Regions from separate parts of the Homo sapiens genome. Here region 1 is linked to region 2. A link is an interaction called in ENCODE POLR2A ChIA-PET data of the cell type or tissue named here. Cell type or tissue: PC-9. All regions are shown on one strand. Each heading gives the region's core, and the rest is flanking DNA. Links, peaks and the distances in the headings are about the cores only. Region 1 overlaps DNAH12 (dynein axonemal heavy chain 12). Region 2 overlaps SLMAP (sarcolemma associated protein).

The links. ChIA-PET counts read pairs that join two places held together with the same protein. Peaks named below come from ENCODE experiments on the same cell type or tissue, not always from the same donor. Only the 100,000 strongest peaks of a DNase experiment are listed, where the experiment ranks them.
Region 1: POLR2A ChIA-PET joins it to region 2 with 17 read pairs; 2 of 35 experiments call an interaction of 5 or more read pairs at or near these places.

What each region holds. Positions count from the first base shown.
Region 1 is chr3:57,527,765-57,532,764 of GRCh38, reverse strand. The region is part of intron 2 of DNAH12 (dynein axonemal heavy chain 12); the gene reads left to right. It also overlaps the pseudogene RPS8P5. Among named protein-coding and RNA genes, the nearest start is that of DNAH12, 14 kb to the left of the region's middle. In PC-9, for the core only: no CTCF peak of the experiment used is centred there; a DNase peak (open chromatin) is centred at 2,494; H3K27ac peaks cover 2,145 bases.
Region 2 is chr3:57,775,552-57,791,754 of GRCh38, reverse strand. The region is part of intron 2 of SLMAP (sarcolemma associated protein); the gene reads right to left. Among named protein-coding and RNA genes, the nearest start is that of SLMAP, 27 kb to the right of the region's middle. RefSeq lists a silencer at 13,026-13,226. In PC-9, for the core only: no CTCF peak of the experiment used is centred there; no DNase peak of the experiment used is centred there; H3K27ac peaks cover 745 bases.

The sequences.
Region 1 (5,000 bases), core at 1-5,000, 250 kb after region 2:
TGAGTGGTGGTGGCCATAGCAGTGCTTGTGTCATCCCACCTCCAGCTCCAGGCAGCTCAGCACACAGAGAGAGGGTCTGAATGTTTGGGAGAGAGTAAGGGGAAAAAAACCAAGAGTTTCTGTCTGGTAATCCAGAGAATACTTCTGGATCTTATCCATGACCACAAGGTGATACTTCTATGAGTCTGCAAGAACCATGATGTTACTGGACTTGGGGTGCCCCCTAATGCAGATATGGCTTAGATCACAACACCCAAGTTCCTTCAAATACCTGGAAAGCCTTCCCAAGGACAGACACAAACAAGCCCAGACTGCGAAGACTGCAATAAGTACTTAACTCTTCAGTGCCCAGACACTGAAGAACTTCTACAAGCATCAACACCATCCAGAAAAACATGACCTCACCAAACTAAATAAGGCACCAGGAACTAATCCTGGAGAAACAAAGATATGTGACCTTTCAGACAGAGAATTCAAAATAGTGGTTTTGTGGAGACTCAAAGAAATTCGAGATAACACAGAGAAAGAATTTCGAACTTTATCAGATAAACTTAACAAGGAGATTGAAATAATTAAAAATCAAGCAGAAATTCTGGAGTTGAAAAATGCAATTGAAATACTGAAGAATGGATCAGCGTTCTTTTAATAGCAGTTTTAATTACAGAATTGATCAAGCAGAAAGAATTAGTGAACCTGAAGACAGGCTATTTGAAAATACATAAAGGAGACAAAAAAGAATAAAAAAGAATGAAACATGCCTACAAGATCTAGAAAATAGCCTCCAAAGGGCAAATCTAAGAGTAATTGGCCTTAAAGAGGAGGTAGAGAAAGAGACAGGATAGAAGGTTTATTCCAAGAGATAATATCAGAGAACTTCCCAAACCTAGAAAAAGATAATTGACATTCAAGTACAAGAAGATTATAGAACACCAAGCAGATTTAACATTTAACCCAAAGAAGATGACCTCAAGGCTTTTTTTTTTTTTTTTTTTTTTTTGAGATGGAGTGGAGTCTTGCTCTGTCGCCCAGGCTAGAGTACAGTGGTGTGATCTCAGCTCACTGCAACCTCAGCCTCCTGGGTTCAAGGGATTCTTCTGCCCCAGCCTCCTGAGTAGCTGGGATTACAGCACATGCCGCCACACCCAGATATTTTTTTTGTATTTTTAGTAGATATGGGGTTTTGCCATGTTGGCCAGGTTGGTCTCGAACTCCTAACCTCAAGTTATCCACCTCCCTCAGCCTCCTAAAGTGCTGGGATTACAGACGTGAGCCACCACGCCTGGCCCCTCAAGGCATTTAATAATCAAACTCCCAAAGCTCAAAGATAAAGAAAGGATCCTAAAAGCAACAGAAGAAACAAATAACATACAATGGAACTCCAGTATGTCTGGCAGCAGACTTCAGTGGAAACCTTACAAGCCAAGAGAAAGTGGAATGAAATATTTAAAGTGCTGAAGGAACCTTAGACTACTGCATCTGGAAAAAATATGCTTTAAACATGAAAGAGAAATAAAGACTTTCCTAGACAAACAAAAGCTAAAGGATTTCATCAACATCAGACCTGTCCTACAAGAAATGCTAAAGAAGGTACTTCAATCAGAAAGAAAAGGATGTTAATGAGCAGCAAGAAATCATCTGAAAGTACAAAACTCAGTGGTAATATTAAGTACAGAGAAAAAACACAGAATATTATAACACTGTAACTGTGGTGTGTAAACTACTCTTAAGTAGAAAGACTAAAAGATGAACCAATCAAAACAATAACAATTTTTCAAGACATAGTACAGATGTCGAGCAATGGGCTCTCGTGACAACTGGCACAAGTGCTGCAAGACAGGGGCAAGAGTAAGCCCTCCCACAAGAAGTGGAAGTATGAGCTGGAGTGCCCCGCTGCCAACACCAAGATTGGCCCCCGCTGCGTCCACACAGTCTGTGTGCAGGGACGTAACAAGAAATACTGTACCTTGAGGCTGGATGTGGGGAATTTCTCCTGGGGCTCCAAGTGATGTAGGTGCAAAACAAGGATCATCAATGTTGTCTACAGTGTGTCCAATAACAAACTGGTCCGTACCAAGATGCTATTGAAGAACTGCATCGTGCTCAGTGACAGCACACTCTACTGACAGTGGTGAAAATCCCACTATACATTGTCCCTGGGCTGCAAGAAGGGGGCCAAGCTGACTCCTGAGGAGGAAGAGATTTTAAACAAAAAACAATCTAAAAAAATTTAGAAGAAATATGATGAAAGGAAAAAGAATGCCAAAATCAGCAGTCTTCTGGAGGAGCAGTTCCAGCAGGGCAAGCATCTGGCATGTATCACATCAAGGCCAGAGCAGTGTGGCCCAGCAGATGGCTATGTGCTAGAGGCCTGGGAGTTGGAGTTTTATCTTTGGAAAATCAAGGCCCAGAAAGGCAAATAAATCCTCATCCTTTCTGTATTTGCTTATGTAATAAAGGTGTTTATTGTTCTGTAACAAGAAAAAAAAAGACATAGAAAGTATAATAAGATATAAATAGAAACAACAAAAAGTTAAAAAGCAGGGGGATGAAATCAAGGTGTGTAGAGTTTTATTACTGGCTGGGCATGGTGACTCATGCCCAGCTTAAACATTCAAAAAATTTGAATTGAACTTAAAACATTCAAAGAATTTGAAATAATATCAAGCACCTTCTCTGACCACAATGGAATAAAACTAGAAATCAATAACAAGAGGAATTTTGGAAACTATACAAACAGATGGAAATTAAAAAATATGCTTTTGAGTGACCAGTGAGTCAATGAAGAAATTAAGAAGGAAATTGAAAATTTTCTTGAAACAAATGATAATGGAAATGCAACATATGAAAACCTATGGGATACAGTGAAAGCAGTACTAAAAGAGAAATTTATAGCTATAAGTGTCTACATCAACAAAGAAGAAAAACTTCAAATAAATAACCTAGTGATGCATCTTAACAAATGACAAAAACAAGAGCAAACCAAACCAAAATTAGCTGAAGAAAAGAAATAATAAAGATCAGAGGAGAAATAAATGACATTGGAATGAAGAAAACAATACAAAAGATGAATGAAACAGAAAGTTGATTTTTTTGAAAAGTTAAACAAAATAGACAAACCTTTAACCAGACTAGGAAAAAAAGAGAGAGGATCCAAATAAATAAAATCAGAGATGAAAAAGAAGACATTACAATTGATACTGCAGAAATTCAAAGGATCATTAGTGGCTATGATGAGCAACTGTATGCCAATAAATTGGAATATCTAGAAGAAATGGATACATTTGTAGACAAATACAACCTACAGAGATTGAACCATGAAGAAATCCAAAACCTGAACAGACCAATAACGTAATGAGATTGAAGCCATAATAAAACGTCTTCCAGCAAAAAAAGCCCAGGCCCTTATGGCTTCACTGCTGAATTCTATTAAACATTTAAAGAGGAACTAATACCAATGCTACTTAAACTAGTCTGAAAAATAGAGGAGGAGGGAATACTTCCAAACTCATTTTTTGAGGCCAGTATTACCCTGATACCAAAACCAGACAAAGATACATCAAAAAAAGGAAACTGCAGGCCAGTATCACAGATGAATATTGATACAAAAATCCTCAACAAAATACTAGCAAAACAAATTCAACGACACATTAAAAAGGTCATTCATCGGCCAGGCGCGATGGCTCACGCCTGTAATCCCAGCACTGTGGGAGGCTGAGGCAGGTGGATCACCTGTGGTCAGGAGTTTGAGACCAGCCTGGCCAACATGGTGAAACCTCATCTCTACTAAAAATACAAAAATTAGCTGGTATGGTGGTGGGAACCTGTAATCCCAGCTACTCAGGAGGCTAAGACAGGAGAATTGCTTAGAACCCAGATGGCAGAGGTTACAGTGAGCGAAGATCATGCCACTGCACTCCAGCCTGGGCAACAAAGAGCAAAACTCCGTCTCAAAAAAAAAGAAATTGAAAATCCCAGAAAATAATGGAAAGATATTCCATGTTCATTTATTGGCAGAATTAATATTGTTTTTTTTTTTTTGAGACAGAGTTTAGCTCTTGTTGCCCAGGCTGGAGTGCAATGGCATGATCTCGGCTCACCGCAACCTCCGCCTCCCGGGTTCAAGGGATTCTCCTGCCTCAAGCCTCCCGAGTAGCTGGGATTACAGGCATGCCCCATCACACCTGGCTAATTCTGTATTTTTAGTAGAGATGGGGTTTCTCCATGTTGGTCAGGCTGGTCTCAAACTCCTGACCTCAGGGGATCCCCCCCCCTTGGCCTCCCAAAGGGCTGGGATTATAGGCGTGAGCCACCGCGCCTGGCCCAGCAGAATTAATATTGTTAAAGTGTCTGTACTACCCCCCAAATATCTACAGATTCAATGCAATCTCTATCAAAATACCAATGACATTCTTCACAGATATAGAAAAAACAATCCTAGGCCGGGTGCAGTGGCTCACGCCTGTAATCCCAGCACTTTGGGAGGCCAAGGTGGGTGGATCACCTGAGGTCAGGAGTTCGAGACCAGCCTGACCAACATGGAGAAACCCTGTCTCTACTAAAAATACAAAATTAACCAGGCATGGTGGTGCATGCCTGTAATCCCAGCTACTCAAGAGGCTGAGGCAGGAGAATCGCTTGAACCCAGGAGGCGGAGGTTGCGGTGAGCCGAGATTGCACCATTGCCCTCCCGCCTGGGCAACAAGAGCGAAACTCTGTCTCAAAAAAAATAAATAGATTAAAAAAAGACTTAAATCTAAGACTACGAAACTACTACAAGAAAACACTGGGTGAAACTCTCCAGAATATTGGAGTAGGAAAAGATTTCTTGAGTAATACCCCACGAGTACAGGCAGCCAAAGCAAAAATAGACAAATGGGATCATATCAAGTTAAAAAGCTTCCTCACAGCAAAGGAAATAACAACATGATGAGACAACCCATAGAATGGGAAAAAATATTTGCAAACTACCCATCTGACAAGGGATTAATAACCGTAATATA
Region 2 (16,203 bases), core at 4,577-9,576:
TCTACTATTCATTAAAATTATAATTTTTAAATACTTAATCTGAGCCAATTCAGATGCTATGCAAAAAAAAAGCAATTTTTGGATTTTCTGTTGAAATAGAAATTTATTTGATAGTTTATCGAAATGAACTTTAAAAGAGTCATAACTGAGAAAATTATTCATACCTTAACTTTTTTTTCCCCCTTCTCAAACTGTTTTTCAAGACCCTGAGAAATTTACACCCTGTTTCAGGGATGTTATCTTAGTAGCAGAGCCATATTTACAATAAGGAAGTGACAGTGCAGATTCTGGGTTTTGACATACATGCTTTACAATAGAAAACATTGTGCAAGTAAAGAGTACAAAGGCTCAGAGCTACTACATATACTAAATAAAATGATCCTTTTTTTTTTTCTTTTTGAGATGGAGTCTCTGTTGCCCAGGCTTGAGTGCAGTGGTGCAGTCTCGGCTCACTGCAACCTCTGCCTCCTGGATTCAAGAGATTCTCCTGCCTCAACCTCCCAAGTAGCTGGAATTACAGGCATGCTCCACAATGCCCAGCTAATTTTTTTTTGTATTTTTAGTAGAGATGGGGTTTCGCCATGTTGGCCAGGCTGGCCTTGAACTCCTGACATCAAGTGATCTGCCCGCCTCAGTCTCCCAAACTGCTGGGATTACAAGCGTAAGCCAACGCGTCCATCCAATTTTTTAAAAGTAAGACTGCTGCTATATTTATACTGGGCTAAAACTCATAAAAAGCCATTCCTCTTCCCCCATCCCCTGTCCAAATAAGTTTTTCCATCCTAGAACCCAGAAAATGTATCTAATACATATATATTTCAGTATATCCTTATTATCTTTATATTCATGGATATTGTTTTCTAAAATTGAAATTATTTTATGTGACCCCTTTGCTCCAAAGCAACTTAATTATGTTCTTAAAATTTACAGTGAATATTTAATAACTTATCTTCTACTTAAAAATAACGACTTAATTTCTAGCTACCTAGTTTATAAAATACTTCCATATACATGACCTTATTTTATATGGTATAAATTCAGGAGAATTATTAGTCTTACGTGTTTAATAATTGCTCGATGGTTTCATTTTTACTTAATGTTGAAAGTACATTTTAACAAACTCACATATTTAGCACCTATTATAAAAACAAGAATGCAAAACTAGAAAACTACAAAATTATACAAATAGAAAATAAGTGACTAAAATAACATAAAATTAGGTAGAATTTGATAATTCACAAAATATATATCTACTGCAAAAAGATTAATATTTTACCACCGTGTTCCACTTTTTTTTTTCCTTAACCTTGGTTTATAAGCTCTTATAACCCTTCTTTAAAAGTCAGGTGTTCATCAGGATCAATACTAAAACATTTAATCCTTTTGTTATAAGATCTGTGATCTTGGCCAAATGTAAAGTAAGAATCATTCTTCCCCATAGTAAGCAGTCCTTAGCCTCTCATTCATATGCTTTGGACATAGTAAGAGCTGAATGTATACTTAGCTATCCACATACATATTTACACATATACACACACAAACTTTTCATAGAATTAATTTTTGCTATCATCAGAAATGCAAAGATAAGTTTCTGGCTTTAAGAACTCAGAACATGATTGGCTGGGCATGGTGGCTCATGCCTGTAATCCCAGCACTTTGGGAGGCTGAGGCAGGTGGATCACCTAAGGTCAGGGGTTCAAGACCAGCGTGGCCAACATGGTGAAACCCCGTCTCTACTAAAAATAAAAAAATTAGTTGGGAGTGGTGGCGGGCACCTATAATCCCAGCTACTTGGGAGGCTGAGGCAGGAGAATCGCTTGAACCCAGGAGGCGGAGGTTGCAGTGAGCCGAGATCATGCCATTGCACTCCAGCCTGGGCGACAGAGTGAGACTCCATCTCGAAAACAAAACAAAATAAATCAAACAAACAAAAATAACTCAGAACATGACATTTTGGACTTGATAAAGAAAAAAAGAACTCAGAACATCAAAATATCTATGGGAATATCATCTATAGCTGCTGAATTTCTAATTTGTGTTGAATTACAGAGTTTTAACATTTCCATATATTTTTAACAATGTGACTCATGTTGACAAAGATTCTTTGCTTGGCCAAACTTTACTCAGGCTTATGAACTCTCTTCTAGGCTCATCTGTGTACTTCCTTGTAAAATCCAGTTTTAGCCAAAGAACCTTGCTAAGTCAGTTTAGCCAGAACCCCCTCAACCTCGACATCTGATCATCCTTGATGTATGATCAGGTTCCTCATTATCTACCATCCCTCAGGTGATGTCTGAACACCCTGGCCTGACTCCACCAAGAATCCTGTTAGGTCGATTTAGCCAGAATCCCCCTTACCCCTGATGTTTCCTCTTAGTAATTTTCCAACCACTTACCCTCACACTGATCCTTGGCTATAGATTCCCAATTGCCCATGCTGTATTCAGAGTGAGCCCAGTCTCTCTCTACCCTCGCCCCGCAATCCCCACACCCCACTGCAGTGGTTTCTATACCTATCTCAATGGTCCTGAATAAATCTTCCTTACCATGCTTTAACAAGTGTCATTGAATAATTTTTTCCTTACCAACATCCCATTTGCACAAACTTATTCAACTCAGTAAGATTTCAATTTACACATAACTCTATTGAGAAATTAATCTGGACAGAGAGTGCCTGACCTGTACTGCTTTTTTAATGCCACATTTCCCCCGACATACAAGGGCAGAATCACCACAGGCTCCTTGGGAGCAGCAACAATTAAAACTGGAGAAAAACAAATGATCATCACTGAAGTATACAAACACTACCTTTCTTATGGAAATAACTTAATTACTCTCCGGATCCACTTATAGTAATGCATGTACAGAACTGTCACACTCCCTGTCACACTCCCTAACTCACTGCCTTCTTAACCAACTGCCGGCGAGCTTCCACATTCATCACTCTACTGAACAGCCAGCCCTCAAGCCATTGATGAGACAGACCCCTACCTGACAAGTCCAAGGACTACTTTCAACTCTTATAATGTAGCATTTGAGGGCTATTCACAACTCTCTTCTCAAAAACTCTCCCCTGCTTTGTACTTCACAAATCTAATCTCTCCTCATCCTCCTACTTCTCTGGATGGTCTTTTAAGTCTGCCTTCTTTTTTCCCTGCCAGCTGTTCAAATGCTGGTCATCCCCAGGGTTCTTCCCCAGCCTCTACTTTTCTAGCGATATACAAACTTCCCTGGGAGTGTATTTCCTGTAACCTTCACTACATGGGCTGATAACTCCCAAGTCTATCTCCCTCTATCCAGATGATTTGGCTACACACCAAGAATTTACCTCTAACTGTCCTCTTTACTGAATCACTCTACAAGTCCCCTTGCCTCTAGGCACAAAGCCAATGTCTTCCACATTATCACCATGACTGCTATTCTAAAAACAAAGATTTAAGCATGTGATTCTATTACTTAAAATCTTATCAAACTCCTCACCACCTGTTCCTAAAGGAAAAAGCAGCATTACACTAAAGTCCTTCAAGACTTGGTCCAAATCTACCTTTTCCACCTCATCTCCTGTCCTCTCTCCTATATGATTCACAAAAATCACTCAGTTTCTATAAACCACCACTGCTTTTACTCCTTCATGCTATCACTCATGATATATATTAGTGCTGCCTAGAATGTACTTCCCCTCATTTGCATGACAAAGTCTTGCTCTTCTTTCAAGACTTGTTTCAGCTGTCACCTGTGGAGAAACCATTCTAACCACTCTTTCTTCACCATCTTATCATTGGTCATTCCTTCCTAAACACTTCAACTGCGGATCATTTGACTAGTACCTCTCTTGGCAATTATTTCCTAGTATTGGTATTATCCAGAGACATGTCCACTTATGTAGAATCCCTAAAAGCAAGGATCATATCTTTCACTCCTATATCCCAGTCAGCTGGCAAATATGCCACATAGGAGATGCTCAATAAAGAGATGCCTAGCCGGGCATGGTGGCTCACGCCTGTAATCTCAGCACTTTTGGGAGGCTGAGGTGGGCAGATCACTTGAGGTCAGGAGTTCAAGACCAGCCTGGCCAACATGGTGAAACCCCGTCTCTACTAAAAATACAAAAATTAGCTGGGTATCGTGGCGCATGCCTGTAATCCCAGCTCTCAGGAGGTTCAGGCAGGAGAATCACTTGAACCCGAGAGGCAGAGGTTGCAGTGAGCGGAGATTGCGCCACTGCATTCCAGCCTGGGCGACAGAGTGAGACTCTGTCTCAAAAAAGAAAGAGATGCCCAATAAGCAAATGCTACATAATTCATGTCATTTCCTATTTTAAATATGCTAATGTTTGACCCCATGAACTAATCTACCCCAGATTTTAGCTTGAAAATATGATTGTATAGATTCAGTCCATGACAAAGCAATCGATTAATGGGTAACATAAAGTAGATTGAAGAGATGTGAAAAGAAAAAAAACTTATTATTGAACCTCATAACTCGATGTCAGAGTTATTCAAAAAAGATACCAAGTAGTGTGTCAATGATATAGTCCTCCATCTCCCATAAAAAGAACATTACTTCAAATTATAATTTCTTTACAGCTTCTCTCATCTTCAAGGGAGACACAAGCAATTTAACTTATAGATATTAGAATGCTCATAAGGGACTGGAAAACAGCTTTATTTCTGCTATAATGCATTTTTACTTGATGGCTCCCAAAACTACATAATTTTCGGCAGGGTGCGGTGGCTCACGCCTGTAATCCCAACACTTTGGGAGGCCGAGGCGGGCGGATCACAAGGTCAGGCGATCGAGATCATCCTGGCTAACATGGTGAAACCCCATCTCTACTTAAAAAAATACAAAAAATTAGCCAGGCGTGATGGCAGGCGCCTGTAGTCCCAGCTACTCGGGAGGCTGAGGCAGGAGAATGGCGTGAACCTGGGAGGCGGAGCTTGCAGTGAGCCGAGATCACACCACTGCACTCCAGCCTGGGCGACAGAGCGAGACTCCAACTCAAAAAAAAAAAAAAAAAAAATACAAAGACTAGCTGGGAAAGGTGGTGGGCACCTGTAATACCAGCTACTCAGGAGACTGAGGCAGAAGAATCGTTTGAACCTGGGAGGCGGAGGTTGTAGTGAACCAAGATCGTGCCACTGCACTCCAGCCTGGATAACAGAGTGAGACTCTGTCTTTAAAAAAAAAAAAAAAAAAAAAGCTATATAATTTTCACTTGGGAAGTTGGGAACGAAGCTGAGTGTAGTAGAATGTATTACTGTACTCAATTATTCTACTGCTTCTCCTATATGAGTATTAATTATACTTCCCTAACCAATTGCATTATGCATGGCCACGTGACTTGCTTTGGCCAATAAAGTGTGTGTTGAATAACATGTTCCCCTTTTTTAACTATAATTCCATGGTTCTGTTCTGGATAGCTCTTTTCCTTCAACCACCAGAACATACATGTCCCAGATAGGAGCTGCTCCTTCAGCCTGAACCCCTGAAAGGAGAACAACTATGGACAGAGCTGCCATCTACCTAAACATGTAACATGAGCAAGAAATAAATCTTTGCTGCTATAAGGCACTGTGGTTTTGGAGTTATTACCACAGTATTATCAAACTGATATGCTGAATTGGATGATCCTCCTTTATAATATCATTTAACACCAGGTATACACTGCTACTAAAATATTATACTAAACAGTTTTTTATTGTCTTATTCAAATAGACTTTAGGTTTCAAAAATTCAGACACCTGTTTTTTCATCTCTGTCACCTAGAAAAGTAGTAGTAGAAGGGGTTCTTTTACTTAGTAGTAGAAGACTGATAAATGTTTGCTGAAATAACTATAAAGGTACTTATATTTTCCAATAAATGTAGCTACATAGTTAACGTGAAAATGTTATACAAAAATAACATATGGTAAAGAACAGGTGAAGAGATTTCATGGCCATTTGTGACCTGGTCTTTATATAAAATCTCTTAACATTTTTCTAAAAGGTTTCAGGAATATATTTACCAAAGACCTCAATAATACCACTTTAGGTGGTATTCACTTGTTAACCAAGAAGGAAAAAAGAGAAGTGTGGTAGTAGAAGCAGATGGGCAAGTTCACATAATGTAAAATTCACATGCTTCCTCACAGATCTGTATTTACATGTATGTTGCTATTTAGTTTCTATAGGAATAGCTGACACAGAAAATAAAACCCAGAAGAATCAAAACATTACAAAATTCATATATCAGGGAACTTTAAATCATGATAATTTAGTCATTTAGCCCCGGGGCACAAACTTTATAACCTCTAATCCCCTTAAATGCATAATTATATTAGTAAATGCAACTAGGTCACTAAGACCTAAGAGAAGGTTATGCCCTTTGTTCTATTTAAGATGACAGGAAATGTTTAACTTTCTGTCCAAAACTGATTTGGGCATAAAAGGTATAAATTTTCAACTGCTCAGAAAATCCTATTTGTTAAAATGGCTCATTCTCTCAGGGTGTAAGGCAACTATGGCATCATTATGACTGGTGTAATCCCTAACCTATTACAACATATTTGAGTTTTAAATTTTATGTAGATTAAGAAATGTACCTCAAATTCTCTAAAACCAAGTAAACGTTTATGTTTGCTAAATCTTGCAAACATTTTATTCTATAGCTGAAATACTTGTTTGTTTTGTATTGCTATAAACAGATTACCTTAGACTGAATACTTTATAACTATATATATATATAAAATCTATCTATCTCACAGTTCTGAAGGCTGAGAAGTTCAACATCAAGTTGCCAGCATCTGGTGAGGGCCTTCTTGCTGCATCATACCATATACCATGGCAGAAGGCAAAAGGGTAAGAGAGCACAAGAGAAGGGGAGAGCAAGACAGGACAGAACTCACTTCTATAACAAACCCACTCCCAAGATAACAACATTAATCCATGACCTAATAATCACCTCTTATTAGGCCCCACCTCCCAATGCTGTTGCATTGGGGATTAAGTTTCCAACACATGAACCATGGCAGACACATGCAAACCTTAACATTCCATCCTAGCACCCCAAAATTCATGTCCTTCTCACAATGCAAAATGCAAAGATTCCATCCCAATAATCTTAAAGTCTTAACTCATTCCAATATCAACTCAAAAGTCTAAAGTCTCATTTAAATCAGATATAGGTGAGACTCAAGGCATGATTCATCCTGAAGTATATTCCCTCCAAGTGTGAGCCTGTTAAAACAAGTTACCAACTTTCCAAAACACAAGGCACAGGCATAGGACAGACACTCTCATTCCAATAGGGATGAGGAAAAGAGGGGTAACTGGTGGTCCCAAGAAAAACAACAATAAGTCTTAAAGCTGGAGAAGAATCTCCTTTGACGCCATGTCCAAAATCCTGGGCACACTAGGACAGAGGCTGGGCCCACTGGGGAAAGGTTGGGCTCACAAAGGCCTCAGGCAGCCCTACCTCTATAGCTTTCCTAGACTCAGTCCACCCAGCAGCTCTCACAGGTTGGAGTCTTATGCCTGCAGCCTTTCCAGGGTGCAGTTATATGCTGGTGGCCCTATAGTTCTGTGGTCTTGGGGGCTGCTTCATTCCCACAGCTTCACTAGGCACTGCTCTAGTGGGAACTTTCAGTAGTGGCTCTGCCTCTCCTACACATCTCTGTCTGGGCCCCCCGCCTATCCATGACATCCTTTGAAATCTAGGTGGAGGCTGCCATGGCCCCATGGTTCTTGAATTTGGTGACAGAATTATCACCAAGTGTACACCACCAGAGTTTATGGCTTGTACCTTTCAGAGCAGCAGGTTCAGCAACACCTGGGCCCACTTGAGCCACAGCTAGGGCAGTGTTGCAACAGAATGCAGGGAACAGAGATAGGGGCAGCCCTAGGCATCAAGCCCATTAAAGGTGCCAAAGGGTGCCCTGGCCCTGACTCAAAATTGTTCTGTCTTCCTAGAGGTCTGCACCCGTGATGACAGGGATAGCCTTGAAGATCTCTGAAATGGCTTCAGAGTCATTCTCCCATTTTCTTGATGATAAGTACTTGGCTCCCTCCTATCCATACTAATCTCCTTAGCAAACAGTTACTTGGCCACACCCTTGGCTTGCTCTCTTAAACATGCCTTTTCACTCTTTACATAGCCAGACTGCAAATTTTCCAAATCTTTCCTTTCTGTTTCTCTTTTAATTATAAATCCAACTTTAAGTCATTTTTCTCCTCTCGCATCTTAATGTATGCAGTTACAAATAGCTATGTAGCTCTTTCAATATTTTGTTTAAAAATTTCTTCCACCAGATATCCTAGCTCATCACTCTTAAATTCTGCCTTCCATAAAGACCTAGGGCAAGGACACAGAACAGTCATGTTCTCTCCCACTTCATAACAAAGATGACCTTTACTCCTGTTTCCAGTAAGATATTTCTCTCTTCCATCTGAGAGCTCATCGGAATGGCCTTTACTATCCCTATTTCTACCAATATTTTGATCATGAACACTTAAGTAATCTCTAAGGTTTTCAGATTTTTTGATACACGTTTCCCCTTCTTCGGAGCTCTCACCAGAATCACCATTAATGCTCCATTTACCACAACTGGCTTTTCCTAGCCTGCTCCTCCAAATTCTTCTCTACCCATTACCCAGTTCCAAAGCTGCTTTAACATTTTCAGGTGTTTGTTACAGCAACAACCCCACTTCTTGGTAGCAATTTTCTGTCTTAATCCATTTTGTGTTGCTATACCACAATATCACAGATTGGGTAATTTATAAAGAAAAGAAATGTATTTCTCACAGTTCTGGGAGCTAGAAGTTCTGTATCAAGGTGCCATCATCTAGTGAGGGCCTTCTTGTTGCAGCACTGCATGGCAGAACATGGAAAGGCAGGAGAGCATGAGACAGGGAGACAGCAAGAGGGGGCCAAGCTCACTTTTATAACAAGCCCACTCACACAATACTAACCCACTCCTAAGATAATGACAAAAATCCATTCATGGCTGGGCATAGTGGCTCATGCCTATAATCCCAGCACTTTGGGAGGCCAAGGTGGACAGACTGCTTGAGCCCAGGAGTTTGAGACCAGCCTGGACAATATGGCAAAACCCATCTTTACAAAAAAACAAAAAAATTAGCCAGGCATGGTGGTGCACACCTGTAGTCCCAGCTACTTGGGAGGATGAGATGTGAGGATCGCTTGAGCCCAGGAAGTGGAAGTTGTAGTGAGCCCAGATCATGCCGCTACACTCCAGCCTAGGTGACAGAGTGAGACCGTCTCAACAAAGAAGAATAAAAGGAAAGTTTGGCCACCTAAACATTGGCTTTTCCTACTTTTTAACTAAATGATATCAGAAAGCTCAGTCACAGTAACAAAACACCTTTTTAATTCTAAAACTGTTTAAATATAAGGTCATATTATTAACATCTCATTGGAAAGGAAACTTCTGCCTATAAATGCACAATATCCAAAAGAGCAAAAAGTAATTTTAAAAAGAATTAAAATGGTCCTGGAAAAGGGGAGATGCTGGAAAGATTTGGGGAATTTAACTGAAAAAGTCCTCTTTGAACATAAGCCCTTATAATGATATAGTATCCCCAAAATTTCTCTATTTCAAGAGATATGACCAAATCTCAAGAAATGGAAATATCCTATATCCAACAAATAATCAAATGTAAGTCCCAAAATAAAAGAGTATAAATCTGAATTTACCTAACGGAGATATGCTAAACATGCTTTCTTTTAAAAATCATGGCTCACACCTGTAATGCCAACACTTTGGAAGGCTGACATGGGCAGTCACTTGAGGTCAGGAATTCGAGACCAGCCTGGCCAACATGGTGAAACCCCGCATCTAGTTAAAAACACAAAAATTAGCTGGGTGTGGTGCTGCATGCCTATAATCCCAGCTACTTGGGAGGCTGAGGAAGGAGAATTGCTTGAACCTGGGAGGCAGAGGTTGCAGTGAGCTGAAATTGCGCCACTGCACTCCAGCCTGGACAACAGAGTGAAACTCCATCTCAAAAAAAAAAAAAAAAAAAAATCAGTCAATATTTATTTACTTAGAATAGCTTGTATAGTTACATGGTTTAAAAAGAACTAAAATGGTAAATACAATGAAAAGACTTCCTGCCATCCCTATTTCATATCAACACAGTCTCCATCCCCACTACACTCCCAGGTAACCGCAGCTACTAATTTCTTATGCCTCCTTCAGAGTTTCTTTAGGCATAAACAAATAACAAACATAGATTCTTATTTTTCTCTCCTTTACAAGAAAGGTAGATTATTATACACATGGTGCTGTCTCCTGTTTGTTCTTTTATTAACCCAATAATTTATATCTTAGAAAATCTCCCATATCAGTATATAAACAGCTTCCTTATTCTTTTTACAGCCTTTTCAATGAAGTAACATCTCAAAAAGCCAGCCAATCATTTTATAACCTATTTTATATCCCTTTAATCATCCCAACAAATACATACATAATGTAGCTGCAATAAGAAACCTTTGGAATTTAAGAAAATCTTATCTAATATTTTTAGTCCTTTTTTTTGAGAGGGTCTCACTCTGTTGCCCAGGCTGGAATGCAGTGGTGCAATCATAGCTCACTACAGTCTCAAACTCCTGGGCTCAAGCAGCTGGGGCTACAGGCATGTACCACCATGCCTCGCTAATTTATTTTTATTTTTTTATTCTATTTTTTGTATCTTATTATTTTATATATATGCGCATATATATGTGTGTGTATATATATGTATATATATATGTGCATACATAGGTATATATATATGTGTATGTATATATCTTATTCTATCTTTAAAGAATTTTACTGGGCAAGGTGGCTCACACCTGTAATCCCAGTACTTGGGGAGTCTGAGGTGGGTAGATCACTTGAGCTCAGGAGTTCAAGACCAGCCTGGGCAACACAGCGAGACCCTATCTCTAAAAAAAATTAAAAATTAGCCAAGCATGGTGGTGCGTGCCTACAGTCCCAGCCACGAGGAAGGCCTAGGTGGGAAGATCGCTTGAGCCCAAGAAATCAAGACTGCAGTGAGCAGAGATAGAGCCACTGAGTTCTAACCTGTGCAACAAAGCAAGACCCTGTCTCAAAAAAAAAAAATTATTTAAGTTGAAATACCTACAAAGAATTGAACAAATCAAAAGTGTATAGCTTGATGAATCACCACCAGATGAACACACCCTTGTAACTACCACCCAGATCAAGATATATAAGATTAATAACACCTCACCTATCCAAGTTTTTAATATTTCATGCTTTATTAGTATTATCTAGGAAATATGTTATAGAAAATTAATAGTGTTGAAGCTGGGCATGGTGGTTCTTGCCTGTAAACCTGGCACTTTGGGAGGCCAAGGCAGGCAGATCGCTTGGGCCCAGGAGTTGGAGACCAGCCTGGGCAACCTGGCGAGATCCTGTTTCTACAAAACACAAAAATTAGCTGGGTGTGATGGTGTGCACCTGTAGTTCCAGCTACTCGGGAGACCAAGGTGGGCAGATGGCTTGAGCCCAGGAGGTCAAGGCTGCAGTGAGCAGTGATCATGCCACTGCACTCCAGCATGGGCAACAGAGCAAGACCCTGTCTCAAAAAAAAAAAGAAGGGAGGGGCAGGGCAATGTGAAAAAAAAAAGGGAACATTAATAGTGTTGATGTCCTAAAATTCCATTTAGAATGTAAATATAGTTAGGGAGGTTATGTTCTTACATTCCTTCTCAGGTGGCTTAACTTTTTTTATTTCTCTTTTAAAATTTTAATTAAGTTAAATATAAAAATAAATATAAGCATATAAATATGAATGAAACAATAAAAAAAAAGTCGGTGTACCCAACTGCCAGCTTGAGAAACTCCCTGCCCCTTCCATCATGGCAAGCACTAAGACTTAGTCATTCAGAGCACAGACTCAAGCCAGACTTGCTTGGATTTGATGATAAGGTCTACCACTTATTAGTGGTATAACTTTAGGAAGTTAAGGTTTTTCTGCTTCTTTATTTATAAATGAGAATAAAAATAGTGCCTGCATCACAGAAGTACTTGATTATGAGAATCAAATAAGTATTCATTTATAAAGTATTTAAAACATCTTGCAACATGTAATATATAAATTTAGCTATTTTTACATTAACTCTGCCTCCCCCACAAGGATTGCTTATCATTCTATTACTATATTTATAGCAAAACAGATATATCAGTACGTATGGTGATTTTTCATTTTTATTTTATTTTTGTTTTTTTTTTTTTTTTTGAAACAGGGTCTCACTCTGTTGCCCAGGCTGGAGTGTAGTGCAGCGATCTCAATTCACTGCAGCCTCAACTTCCTGGGCTCAAGCAATCCTCCCACCTCAGCCTCCTGAGTAGCTGGGACAAGAGGCACACATCAGCATGCTTGGCTAATTTTTTGTATATTTTGTAGAGATGGAGTTTCGCCATGTTGCCCAGGCTGGTCTTGAACTCCTGGGCTCAAGCAATCTACCTGCCTCAGCCTCCCAAAATGCTGAGAATACAAGTGTGAGCCACTGCGCCCAACTGATTTTTCAAATTTTATCTTAAATGACATCACAGTGTAAGTATTCTTTTGCACCTTGCTCTTTTTATTCAACATTTCTGAGATTGATCTGCATTGATATATGCAGCTATTGTTCATTCACGTTCAATACTGTACAGTACTCCGTGGTGTAATTTAACAGAAGTATGTACATATTCCTGTCAATGAACATTTGGATGTTTGCTATTATGAAAAATCCTACTATAAACATGCTTGAACACGTCTCCTGGCAAACATATAAAAAAAATTTCCTAGAGTATATACCTAGGAGAAGAACTGCTGGGTCAATAGATATACAGAAATTCAGCATTGTAACCATGTCACACTGTTTGTCAAAATGGTTATAACATTACATGATTCATTAGAAGAGAAGAAAGCCTTAACTCAATTACCTAAGATTCTAATTTGAGAAACTAGACAGCCTGGGCAACATACAGAGCCCCTATCTCTACCACAAATTTTAAAATTAGCCAGGCATGGTGGCATGCACCTGTAGTCCTAGCTACTCAGGAGGCTGAGGACGGGAAGATTGCTTGAGCCCAAGAGTTTGAGGCTGTGGTGAGCTATGATTGCACCACCACACTCCAGCTTGAATGACAACACAGCAAGGCCTGGTCTCAAAAAAAAAAAAAAAAAAAGAAAGAAAGAAAAGAGAAACTAGAAAAAGAGGAGGAAATTAAACACAAAGCAAGCAGAAACAAGGAAATAATAAAGAACAAAAATTCAGGAAATAGAAAATAGAAAAATAATAGAAAAAAATCTACCAAAAAAACCCTGATTCTTTAAGAAGAACAATAATGTTGATAAATCTCTAGCCAAAGTGTAATGGAAAAAAAAAAAGGCACACATTACCAACATTGAGAATAAGAGAGGTAATGACACAGCACCACAGATTCTACAGATACTAAAAGTATAACAAGGTAATATTATGAATAATTTTATAATAAAGTCAAGAACTTAGATGAAACAGACAAATTTCCTGAAAGATACAAAATATCAAAGTTAACTCAAGAAAAAATAGATGACTAGAAAAGCTCTGTTTCTATTAAAGAAATTGAACTTATAGTTTACAACATTCCACAGAACATAAATAGGTCCAGATGGCTTCCTTTGGTAAATTCTCACAAGCATTTAAGACGAATACTTCATGAACAGAGATACAAAAATCCTTAACAAAATATAAGCAAATCAAATCCAGCAATATATAAAAGGGATAATACATCACAACCAAGTGTAGTTTATCTCAGGAATGCAAACTTGGCTTAACATTCAAAAATCAATCAATGAAATTCACCATATCAACAACAAAGTATGAGAGTTGCTACTGCTCTACGGTATCACTCACACTTGATATTATCCAAGTTTTTAATTGAGTAGAAACGGCATCTCATGGTTTAAGTTTACACTTCCTTACTTATGTTGAAAGTTGAGCATTTGTTTATTGCTGCATCTTATTTATTCGGTGAAATTCTTATGTGTGTCTTTTGACTGTTTCTTTTCTGTTGGGTTGTCTTTTATTTAAACAACTTATTTCTATTTTCTGAATACTAACCTTTTGCAAGTGATATATGTTTTACAAATATATTTGCCAATTTTTTTCTTCTGAACTTTTCTTATTCTTTTTTTTTTAAGCTGCCTAGGCTGGAATACAGTGGTGATTCACAGGCACCATCAAAGCACATTACAGCCTCAAACTCCTGGGCTCAAGCAGTCCTCCCGTCTTAGCCCCCAAGTAGCTGGGACTACAAAGCAAGTGCCACTGCGCCTGGCTATTCTATCTTCCAATGAATAAAATTAATTTTTAATGTATTTGAATGTATTAATCTTTTCCCTCAATGTATGCTTCCTGTAAATTATTATAGCCTCCCTGAATTCAAGGTCATAAGGATGTTATCCTATATCTTCTTCTAAGAGGTTTTTTTAAAAAAGTCAAATTTCTTTTTTTAAAATTTTATTATTATTATACTTTAAGTTTTAGGGTACATGTGCACAATGTGCAGGTTAGTTACATATGTATACATGTGCCCTGCTGGTGTGCTGCACCCATTAACTCGTCATTTAGCATTAGGTATATATCCTAATGCTATCCCTCCCCCCTCCCCCCAAAAAAAGTCAAATTTCTTACGCTAGTACTTCCATAATTTCTTTGGAGAAAGGTATTGTGTTGGCAATAATTTTTTTTAACCATCTACTACATGACAGGCACTATACCTATACTGTCGGGCCACAAGGTAGCATAGTCTATTACAGTTACTTTTAAGGAGATTTTAAGCTAATTAGGGCCATAATAATCAAATAATTTACCCAGAACCATATATAATTAAGGGTTAAGTGAAGTGTTAAACATGATCAAAGTTCAAAATATTAAGAGAATAAACAAATCAGGCCAGGCACAGTGGCTCACACCTGTAATCCCAGCACTTTGGGAGGCTGAGGCAGGTGGATCACCTGAGGTCAGGAGTTCAAGATAGCCTGACCAACATGGTGAAACCCTGTCTCTACTAAATACAAAAAATTAGCCAGGAGTGGTGGCACCCACCTGTAATCCCAGCTATTTGGGAGGCTGAGGCTGGAGAATCACTTGAACCTGAGAGGTGGAGGTTGCAGTGAGCCAAGATTGCGCCACTGCACTCCAGCCTGGGCAACAAGAGCGAAACTCTATCTCAAAAAAAAAAAAAAAAAAAAAGAGAGAGAGAGAGAGAAGGGACAAATCAGGGAGAATTGTGGAAATTGGTAAAATTTCACAAAGAAAGCATTAAACGATCACTTATTTGATCTATCACTCAATTCTGATTTAGAATAAAACAAAAATCCATAGAATTTGCCCAAAACATATCCACACTTAAAACAGCCAACAGATAAGAACCACAAAGTCTGAATTAGTACAAAACTCTAATGTGAAAGCAACAGAAATGGGAAATATAATGAAGGTAACAATGTTAAATGTATAAACATTATATAAATTTTCATTTTCTGTACCTACAGCACTTAATAACTAAGATTTACCCAGCCCAACCAACTCCAAAGACAACCAGAAAATTCAAAGTTCAAAAATAAAGAAAGCTTAAGTGAGTGGAATAACAACTAACTGCTACTATTATCAAAGTAGCACATAGTCATAAAACTGAAACTATGGCATTGATTCCAGAAGGGAGAATGAGTATCCTTTTCCACAAATCTATTTAATTTTTTTAAATTATTTAAAAAATTGGCCCGGCGTGGTGGCTCACGCCTATAATCCCAACACTTTGGGAGGCCGAGGCAGCTGGATCACCTGAGGTTAGGAGTTTGAGACCAGCCTGGCCAACATGGTAAAACGCCATCTCTACTAAAAATACAAAAAGTAGTCAGGTGTGGTGGTGGGCGCCTGTAATCCCAGTTACTTGGGAGCCTCAGGCAATAGATCACTTGAACCCGGGAGGCAGAGGTTGCAGTGAGCCAAGACTGCACCACTGCACTCCAGCCTGGGCAACAAGAGCGACACTCCGTCTCAACAATAATCATAATAACAATTTTTTTGAGATAGGGTCTTGTTCTGTCTCCCAGGCTGGAGTGCAGTGGCGCGATCATAGCTCACTGCAGCCCCCCAACTCCCAGGCTCAAGCTATCTTCTGCACTCAGCCTCCCTCAAGCAGCCGGGACTACAGGCATACACCA